Regions from separate parts of the Homo sapiens genome. Here region 1 is linked to region 2. A link is a loop called in an ENCODE intact Hi-C map of the cell type or tissue named here. Cell type or tissue: adrenal gland. All regions are shown on one strand. Each heading gives the region's core, and the rest is flanking DNA. Links, peaks and the distances in the headings are about the cores only. Region 1 overlaps LINC01397 (long intergenic non-protein coding RNA 1397). Region 2 holds the start of SLC6A17 (solute carrier family 6 member 17).

The links. A loop is a pair of places that touch in the nucleus more often than their neighbours do. Peaks named below come from ENCODE experiments on the same cell type or tissue, not always from the same donor. Only the 100,000 strongest peaks of a DNase experiment are listed, where the experiment ranks them.
Region 1: a loop joins it to region 2, with 5 times the contacts of the local background. A loop is called at or near these places in 1 of 110 quality-filtered maps.

Annotation. Positions count from the first base shown.
Region 1 is chr1:110,103,449-110,107,824 of GRCh38, forward strand. All of the region lies in intron 1 of LINC01397 (long intergenic non-protein coding RNA 1397), which reads left to right. Among named protein-coding and RNA genes, the nearest start is that of UBL4B, 6.8 kb to the right of the region's middle. In adrenal gland, for the core only: a CTCF peak has its summit at 2,858 (motif pointing left); DNase peaks (open chromatin) are centred at 611, 1,193, 2,163 and 2,873.
Region 2 is chr1:110,148,663-110,153,038 of GRCh38, forward strand. It overlaps SLC6A17 (solute carrier family 6 member 17), which reads left to right and starts at 1,832. Exons shown (of 12, transcript NM_001010898.4): 1 at 1,832-2,221. RefSeq lists a silencer at 1,827-1,876 and an enhancer at 3,505-3,799. In adrenal gland, for the core only: no CTCF peak of the experiment used is centred there; DNase peaks (open chromatin) are centred at 1,904, 2,429 and 2,771; H3K4me3 peaks cover 888 bases; H3K27me3 peaks cover 3,895 bases.

The DNA.
Region 1 (4,376 bases), core at 298-4,297, 45 kb before region 2:
ATTGCAAATGCCAGAGATAGCTTCAGGCCAGCAGTTATTGAATCTGGGGTCCACGCTTCTGCTGGGTGGGAGACAAAGGGAGGCAGTATTTTGGAGAGGCCAAAGGAGAGGCAGGGCTGACAGCTGGCTCTCTTGTCTTTCTCTAGTTCTCTCCAGGGCAAAGACCCCACGTAACATTCTTGCCAGCCCCTACCACCCCCAATTCTGGTGCCAGATGCTCTATACTTCCCACCTTACCATGAGTCCTGTCCCTTCCAAGACACTTAACTCTTAATCAGGTCCCTGTTAATGAAAGTAATGGGGTGACTTGTCTGTGGGTCCTAGGAGCATTTATTAGGTAATAAACTTAATGTACAAAAGGTAGTCAGTCCAGTGTGATATTCTTGCAGTGGAAGAGGCACTTCAGGGCAGAAGCTCATATTGGTGACCCCTGGGATGGCCATCAGCTAGGATATGAGGCTGCTGGTCCAACAGGTAGTCACTTGGGTTTTGATACCAGGAATGACTCCACTGAAGTAGTTCTGATGGTCTGCTATGGAGCTTGAGGCAGCCCCTGATCGGACCCGTTTTTCCATACAGTCCATGCTGCTCATGGGACCATCCAATCAGCTGTTGGCTGGATTTAAATATTCTCCCTCTTGCTTTTGGCTCCAGCTTGTTCTGATGAGTGGCTGCATGTGGCTAGTGCTACCAGCTAGAGGAGCAGGAAGTCAAACAAAATAATAGGCCAACCCTAACTGTAACCCTAACCCAACATCCCACCTGCCAACTGGACTTCCTTGGGGTTAATCAAGCCTAAGTCAAATCCAAGTTTACTAGCCCCTTGTTCTGTTCAGCTGTAGTTTAGTCTCTCTTCCCCTAACAGAGATCTGTCTTACAGGTAGCTCAGTTCCCCCAAGCCCAGCTTTACTCTGTTCCCAGCTTTCTCACTCTTTTTCCCTTGTTCCTTCATTTTGGTCTTGGCTTCCTCTGGGGCAGATGTCATGCAGCTTGTTCCATGTCATCTTCTCTGGCAGGAGCCTGCTTTCCTCAACTGACAGAAGGGGTCTTGTTAGCAGGAATCTCACCCAAGGACTCGCCTTAGCACCCTTAGGCCAAGAGTCAGGCTGAAAGGCTAGCACAAGCTGCCCTGGTGAAAGACCAGCCTTTGTATCTCGCCAGGAGCAACAAGGACTCTCTCTGGTCCTGCACGATCCATGTGGCAGCATCTTTAGATTGGCCACTGGCTTCTCCACCCACACCTGGCTGTAGACTTGCAAGACCAGCAAGAGCAGGAGGTGTTCAGGGCAGGGCTTTGTGGGCCCCTTCTTGGTCCTGGCTTTTAATGCATCGTGTTTGATCTTTGCCACGTGGTGGAGGGTTCCTGTCGCTCTGGTTGATGACACAGATCTTCAAGGAAGCAGTCACCCCTGTAGGAAGGGGAACATTTATCAAAGCCATTCCCAGGGGGGGTGCCTGCCAAGTCTAGGCCCTCAGCTGGACCTTTGTAGAATGTCCAGAATATAGCTACCATTCTGCCTGGCCCAGGAGGCCCTCTGCTTCTCCATCTAATCTGGCCTAGATGGGAAGAAATCTTTTTTTTTTCCTTATTCTTGCAACCAAGATAAAATTGTAGATTTTTCAGGAAGCACTTTAAGAGGAAACAAAAGGGAAAAAAGTACTCAAGAACCACATGGAGGCCAGTGGCTCATGCCTATAATCCCAGCACTTTTATCATCCTGAGGCAGGATGATAAAATTGTAGCGATCCTCCTGCCTCAGCCTCCTCAGTAGCTGGGACTATAGACACACACTACCATGCTCTGCTAATTTTGGTATTTTTATACAGATGGGGTTTCGCCTTGTTGCCCAGGCTGGTCTTAAACTCCTGGGTTCAAGCCATCTGCCTCTTGGCCTCCCAAAGTGCTGGGATTAGAGGTGTGAGCCACCACGCCCAGCCTGTTTGGTATGTTTAAATGCATGGCAGTCCCACAGCTACAGGTTGAAGCAGACTACTTTTTGCCAGCTGAAATCACACAGCCCAGAGTGCAGACGGGCACAGGAGATGCCCCTGTGTTGATCATGATTAAAGCACCCTTAACAGAGATGATGGGCCACCAGCCACACCATGGGCAGTGTCTCCTCCAGGGCACACCAGAGAAGGCCATGAGGGAGGGAGAAACTCACTCTTGGCACCATAACACTGGCTGGGGTCCTGGTGTTCCGAGAGCCCCAGTGGAGCTCAGAGACAGTGTGGGAAAGAAAGCCCCCTGCTGATCCCAGCTTAGGTTAGCAGGGCATGTGTGTACGTGCGTTTGCGTGTGCGTGTGCATGTGTGTGTAAGACAGAGTGAGTGATAGCTGTGGGCTGCTCCTTGGGGACTCCTGTGCTTGTGCCCTGCAGGGATGCAGAAGTCTTGGCTCCAGGAAAGAGCTCTTCTGTGAAGGTGACGGCCCTGCCTGTTTCCTGACTGCCTCGCCTCTCACTCCTTTGCTGCACTCCAGCTCACCGAGTCCCACACTTCCACATGGACTTGCGTGTGCTGGGCCCTCAGTCAGGGCATCCTTCTTCATCAGGGCAACTCCTGTTCCTCCTTCACACCCACCCAAGCTCCCTCCCAGGTGAAGCCTGTGATCAGGGCCCACCTCCTGCTGGAGTTAGAACTTCTTTGCCTCCATAGTAAAGTTTACTATCCTGTTCCTGCTTCAGGGCCAGGCGATGTCTGTGCTCAGACCACGACCCCGAAGAGGAGGGCAGGAGTATGGCTGGTGATCTGCAGGAGGAGGGGGCTGGTCTCCACGTGAGACCTTGTGCCCAGGCCCCAGGCTGGCTTGGTTGGTGTCAGCTGCTGGACTGGCTGGTGAGGTCACCAGTGACATCTAGTGGTCACAGCAGGCTACAGCCCGGTGAGGTTTTCCAGCAGTTGTGAGTTCCATGTGGTCTCTGGAGCCAGGTTTCTGATCTGCTCCCAGCCAGTGTCTGACTTCTCCAGGGCTCTGGGACACCAGCACAGGGCAGGACTTAGGTTGTCTGGTGTGAGGACTGAGGCCTTTCAGATATTGGACTACCCACTGTCAGCCAGAGAGGGCTGGGACTGTAAGTGATGTCCCCTGGGCTCCTGTGGCCCCATGAGATCTGCTGCCTTCCTCCTGCTCCAGCTCCTTGGCCCTGCAGGCCCCAGGCTCAGGTTCACCTGGGCCTCGGCTCCCTGAGACCCGGGAAGGGAGGAGGCTTTAGGGCCCTCATGGGAGAAGCCCCAAACCCATTTTGGTGCAGCTGCTGAGACAGCCAATGCCAGCCAGTGGATGACAGGCAGGGAGTGGGCCATACCTACTGAGCACCTACTATGTGCCAGGCACTATGGAGGGCAGCCTGGGTCAGGGGCCACCTAAAGAGCTGCCGGTCCTGTCCTATGCTAGGCCTGACAGGGCACAAAGCAGCCCTCTTCCTCAAAGGGGTAAGAGGTCCCTGATGACAGCAACAGGAGGTGGCACAGGCTGAGTGGGGTCTCCAGCAGCATAGTGGTGGGCCTGGGGCAGCCCTTGCCACAGGGCTGTGTCTGGTGACCTGCCAGTCTTCACCTCACCATTGCAGGTGCAGGCACATCATGGGCGCTCGAGACACACTGTTGAGTGATGCGGCTATATGGGCTGGAGGCAGCAGGTTATGCTGGGGACCACAGCTTTGTGCTCTCAGCTTCCCAGATTCCACTTTCTCTACCAAAGTTTCCCCGTGAACCATTTGCAGACTGTAAGGAGAGCGGGGAGGACTGTGTTCTTAGAAGGGAGGCCTGTAGCGCTACTGACTGCACTTGGTTTGCATGAACTGTCCCTTCATGCTCCTGCTTCTCCCACCCCGCGCCCACCCCAGTTCTTTCCTTTTCTACCTTCTTCCCTGGTGCTGCTCCCCTGCCTGCACTTTTTATCCCATCCCCTTTCCGTTGTGTCCCTTCCACTGTTCACCCCTTTCCAAGCACTTCCTACACTCGGCTTTCTTATTCTCCATTCCTTCTCCGTTTCTCTGTCTTGCTTTTGCTCTCCTTCTCTGTCTCCCCAGGTTCTGCTCCATCCCAGGCACCTTCCTTGGAAGGCCAGCCTGACATCATTAAAGTGCAATAACTTCATCATTTTCCAGGGAGTGAGGTGGGCAGAGGCTATAGTTTATCTTCTATATGAGCCTTTCCTGTGGCCCCTGGGAGTGGTTGTGAACTTCCCACCTCCTGGGGCCCCTCTCAGCAGTCAGCAAAGGCCTCTGCTTGCCGACCTGTGCAAGCAGTGGGGCCCACCCCGGCCTGTGGGGATTCACACTTTGGGCACAGTTCTAGGCACAGTGGGATCTTCATTCACTGTCGAGGGGTGACAGTAAGAGCTGCCGTTTACATTTATCAATTAAATCTAT
Region 2 (4,376 bases), core at 164-4,163:
TAGTAAATGGCAGTCAGGATGAAAACTTAGATCTATGAGGCTCCAAAGTCCTTCCCCTTTCCATGACCACACCACCTGTAAGTTCTCTTGCCTTAATACTGCCTATCTCTGATAGGTTCCTTCCTCCCACCTCCCATACCACGTCAATTGTCACATTCTATTTGTTCATCTCTGTCCTGTCTCTTGCTACTTCCTGCCATGCCACTCCACCCCATCTGCTTCCCTGGTTGCTTCCACCAGAATGTAAACCCTATAAGGGCAGAGATTATTATCTGTCTCATTTTTTGCTGTCTCCTTAGGGCCTGGAACAGTGTAAAGTAACCATTAGGCTCACTAAATAATTGTTGAAAGAATTTTTCTATCAGGAGATAATTCTCTATGGGTTTATTGTGTTCCCACAAGTCTTGTGGGCAGAGGCACTGATGGCTTTTTTGTTCCCATTATCTTTTAGAGGATGGTTGCATAGCAAACAGCCTCCAACGATAGCGTCTCCCTCTAGTGGAGAGCAGTTCTGTTTGCTGTCCAGTATAATAAAGATATGTCTAAGGCAAATGTCGGGCAAGTTTGCTTGCAGCGCATTATAAAAGATTGAGGTTTCCTAAGCTTGGAGTTTCTCAGTGTGTGTGGTCCAGTCTCATGTCCCACCCATAGGACTTCAGAGTTAAGGGAAGGTGATCTGAATGTGAAGCTCTTGCAGCCTGCTGTGCCATGAGTAATTAAAGTCCTTTGTGTCTGGCCCAGAGTTTCCTGTCTTCTGATGGCATCCATGAAACTGGCAGGGTAACTTAGATTGTAAGTGTAAAATCTCAGACTCTTCAGAGTTCTTGACAATGGCCCTTACCACCTTTCACTAAGACAACCTCCATCTCCCATTCCTCCCAAACACCTCCCTTGGATGCCAAAGGCCCCCTTAGTGTTCCCTAGAAGAGAGATAATTCATCCAGACTCTCATAACAGCCCCCCAAGGCCCTGGCAGGATGGCTCCTGCCTCCCTGTCTAACTTCACCTCTCATCATCCCCACCCCTGCTCCAGCTCAGGCAACCACCACCCCACCCCACGCATACGTTTCTACTCTCTTGCATCTATGCCCTTGCCATGCTGTCCACTCCACAGGGGTCATCCTTCTCCCCTTCTGACTGTCCATCCTTTAGGCCAGGATCTTCCAAGAGGCCTACTCAGAGACCAGTCAGAATTTCCCTGTCACTGTCTCCCCACTTTACTCATCTTGTACGGTTCTCCAATCCTTTCGCTTTGTACTGTAAAGACCTGGGTCAACCCACACTGCCTCTCCAGGAGGTTCCCTCACGTCTGTGATCCTTTCAGCCTCTGCAGCCCCTGGCATACAGTAGGTGCTCAACAGATGAGTGATGTCCTAAGAGTTGACCTGCACAGGGAACGGCCTTGCAGAATGGTAGGATGGAAGGACGGAGGAGTGGAAGGACATCTAGAGGAAAGGGAACAGAAGCACGGAGGTGGAAATGTCTAGGGCAGGGGAAATAACCACATGAATTGAGATTGAGTTCATTAAAGAAGGCCAAAAGAGGTGAGTCTGAAAAGAAGAAAGTGAGGCCCAGGGTCCAGGAGGGCTTTAACCATTGGGGCCCCATTCCTCTCCGAGGGCAGAAGCCCTGGCGAGGGCTCCAGGGTCTGCATCCCCTGACCAGGGGCCTCAAGAAGCTAAGCCCCCTTGCAACTCCCTCTCCCGCCCCACGCCCACCCTCTCCGCCTACGTCGGCCATCAGAGCCTCGCTCGCTGCCCGAGAGCCTCGCATTGACGCCGGCCCGCGCGTGAGTCAAGCCTGCGTCACGGCGCCCCGCCGCCAGGGTGGCCTTTCGGAAAGCGAGGGAACAGTGCGCGCAGCGCTCCGCCCAGCTCCGTTCTGCTCCGCAGAGCCGGCGCTGCCAGGGCGCAGGGAGGGCGGCACTCGGCCCCAGTCTTCGCAATCCCGCGCGCTCTCTCCGCCGTGGGACCTGGGTCCCCGCGCCGCTCCCCTGAGCCCCGAGCGCGCGGCGGGCGGGAGCCAGGTTGGGACTGGTGGTGAGGCAGGGAGTGAGGAGCGAGCGGAGTCGCGTGCGCCGGCGCGCAGCTCCGGGTCGCCCCAGCCCCAGCCGGGGGCCTGTGGCCCGGGGGAGGAGCTGTGCGTCCGCGACCCGTCGGGGATCGCAGCTGCTCGGCCGGAGTGCACGGGCCGAGTCTGCGCGACTACCCACGCGTGACAGGTGAGTCGCTGGCCGCGCCCCGCCTGGCTTTACCGGGCCGGCCACTGCAACTTTCCCTGTTCTGGCCCCGCCCCAGCCAGGGAGGGCTGAGGACCAAGGTGTGAGGCGGCGCTGCCCCCGCATCCGCCCGACCCTGCGCTCGTCCCGGGCTCCTCTCGCCGCTCCAGCCGCCGTTGCCTGGCGACGGAGCCCCGGGGCCCGCTCTCCTTCGCGCATCGGGGTCCCCAGCGGCGTACGCACGGGTTGGACACCGGGCTTCAGCTTCTGGTGCTCAGAAGGGCCCAAGAACTCCGGAGGAAATTGGGCTTAGCTGCGGAGGCAAGCGCCCGCGGAGAACCGGAGGGGGCCTGTCCGGCCCATCCGCGGCTTGAAACTGCGCGCCCAGGGCGCAGTTCCACTGGGAGCCTCTTACGCAGCTGGAGACCCCAGCCCCAGCCGCTCGGCCTCAGGCCTGTGACCTTGACAGTAACATTGGCAAGCGAAGCAGAACTGTCACGCCCGAGATGAATATTTAATTCTCAGTCCTGGGGCTGGTCCTCGCTGGATTCGGAGCTAGCAGAGAGCCCTTCCTCCCTCGTGGGAAGCGCATCTGGGGAACGGAATGGCTGAGACAGGGGACGTGCGTGTGGTGCCCATCTGGAGGGGGCGCCGTCCTGGCGGGTCGAGAGGCCTCTGCTGCATTTATGCCTGTGTGCGCCGTGCTCTGAAGCGATGCTGGATGCTCGCAGTACTATGGGTGGGCCGCTCCCCAGGGGCGCGGCTGCCTTGGAAAGAAGCGTGATGTTTCCTTTTAAAGCCCAGACAGCCCTGTCAGAAATCAAATTCAGAAATCCCAAGGCCATTCACCTTACAGGACCTAGGCCCTGTCAAGTTGGCTTTAGAAAATATTTTTTGATGCCATTCCTCTTTCCTTTTTTTTTTTAAGAAATACTTTAACAGGCCTTTTGGATTACGAGATTTCTAACCAGAGCTACCTTTGGGCAATTCAGCTGTGAACTTGAGGCAGATGGGGGTGGGTTGGGGAGACAGGGAAGTGGTAATGAGGAGGAAGATTCTTTTCCGGGCATTGTCCTTGTTAACAGGAACTTCAGGAACAAAGACAATCCTGTAATGGCTCCAAAAAAATTCGGCCAAAACTTTAGTTAGCGCCTAACTGTTAAGGCCTTGCTGGACACGCTCACTGATGTCTGGAGAACAAGGTCAGAGTGTGTTGAGGTTAACAGTGGGGAGTTCTTGTGTCTCGTTCTGTGCTTACATTATCCCATGGCTCTGTGAGGCGGACCCATCACCTGGGCAGGAAGAGCTTTGAGGTCACACCTGATTGTCCTTGGCCATGGCTCATCCACGAGGACCGTCAGAGGCTTTAGCTCCACTGCCGGATTTTTCTCCAATGGAACATCTGTGGCTAAGTAGGTGGTTGAGTTTCAGCGAATCCCTGAAGCTCAGCCTGGAGGGTGACTCAGTGCAGGAGGCAAATGGTGCCCACCAGCTCTGATTGGAGTGAGTTTGTTTGGCCTGAGTCACACACAGAGTCGTGTGTCAGCTGTTTGTGAGTTGATTGGAGTTCTTTAGCAGGACTCGTGAGCAGGAATGGCCTGAGCCCAAGTGTTTTGGGCAGAGGTGGGCAAGTCCTCTGAAGGAGCTAAGCAGAGCTCTGGCTGTTGAGCAAGGGTCCTGGAGCTCTGACTCCTTGGGAAGGTGAGCAGGGCCAGGCTGGGCTGGGCAGGGAGATGGGGAGAGGTGAAGGGGAGGGTAAGGAAAGGCTCTGTGATTGTGGTCAGAACTGGGCCCAGTGTTCTGCCATGTGCCAGTGGGGTGACCTTGGGCAAGTCAATTCACCTCGGGAGTCTCAGAGTTTCCTCAGTTGTAAAACAGGGATGCCTATGATATTATTTCTGCAGGCTTATTTTGAGCCAGGTGCTAGACACAGCAGGTGCTCATTAGATGTTAGTTCCCCATCCCTTCCCTTATGGGCCTTAACCAGAGGCAATTCTTTCTCTCATTGCTTCTGCTCCATCATGAAAGGGGTTGTGGGGACACATGAAGGTTCGGTGCTTCCCATGTGATTAAGAAGGACCTGTAACTCAGCTTCACATAGACCTGTTTCCAACCCTCAAGTCTCCCCATGAGACCCTAAATTGGGAAGCCTGCTTAA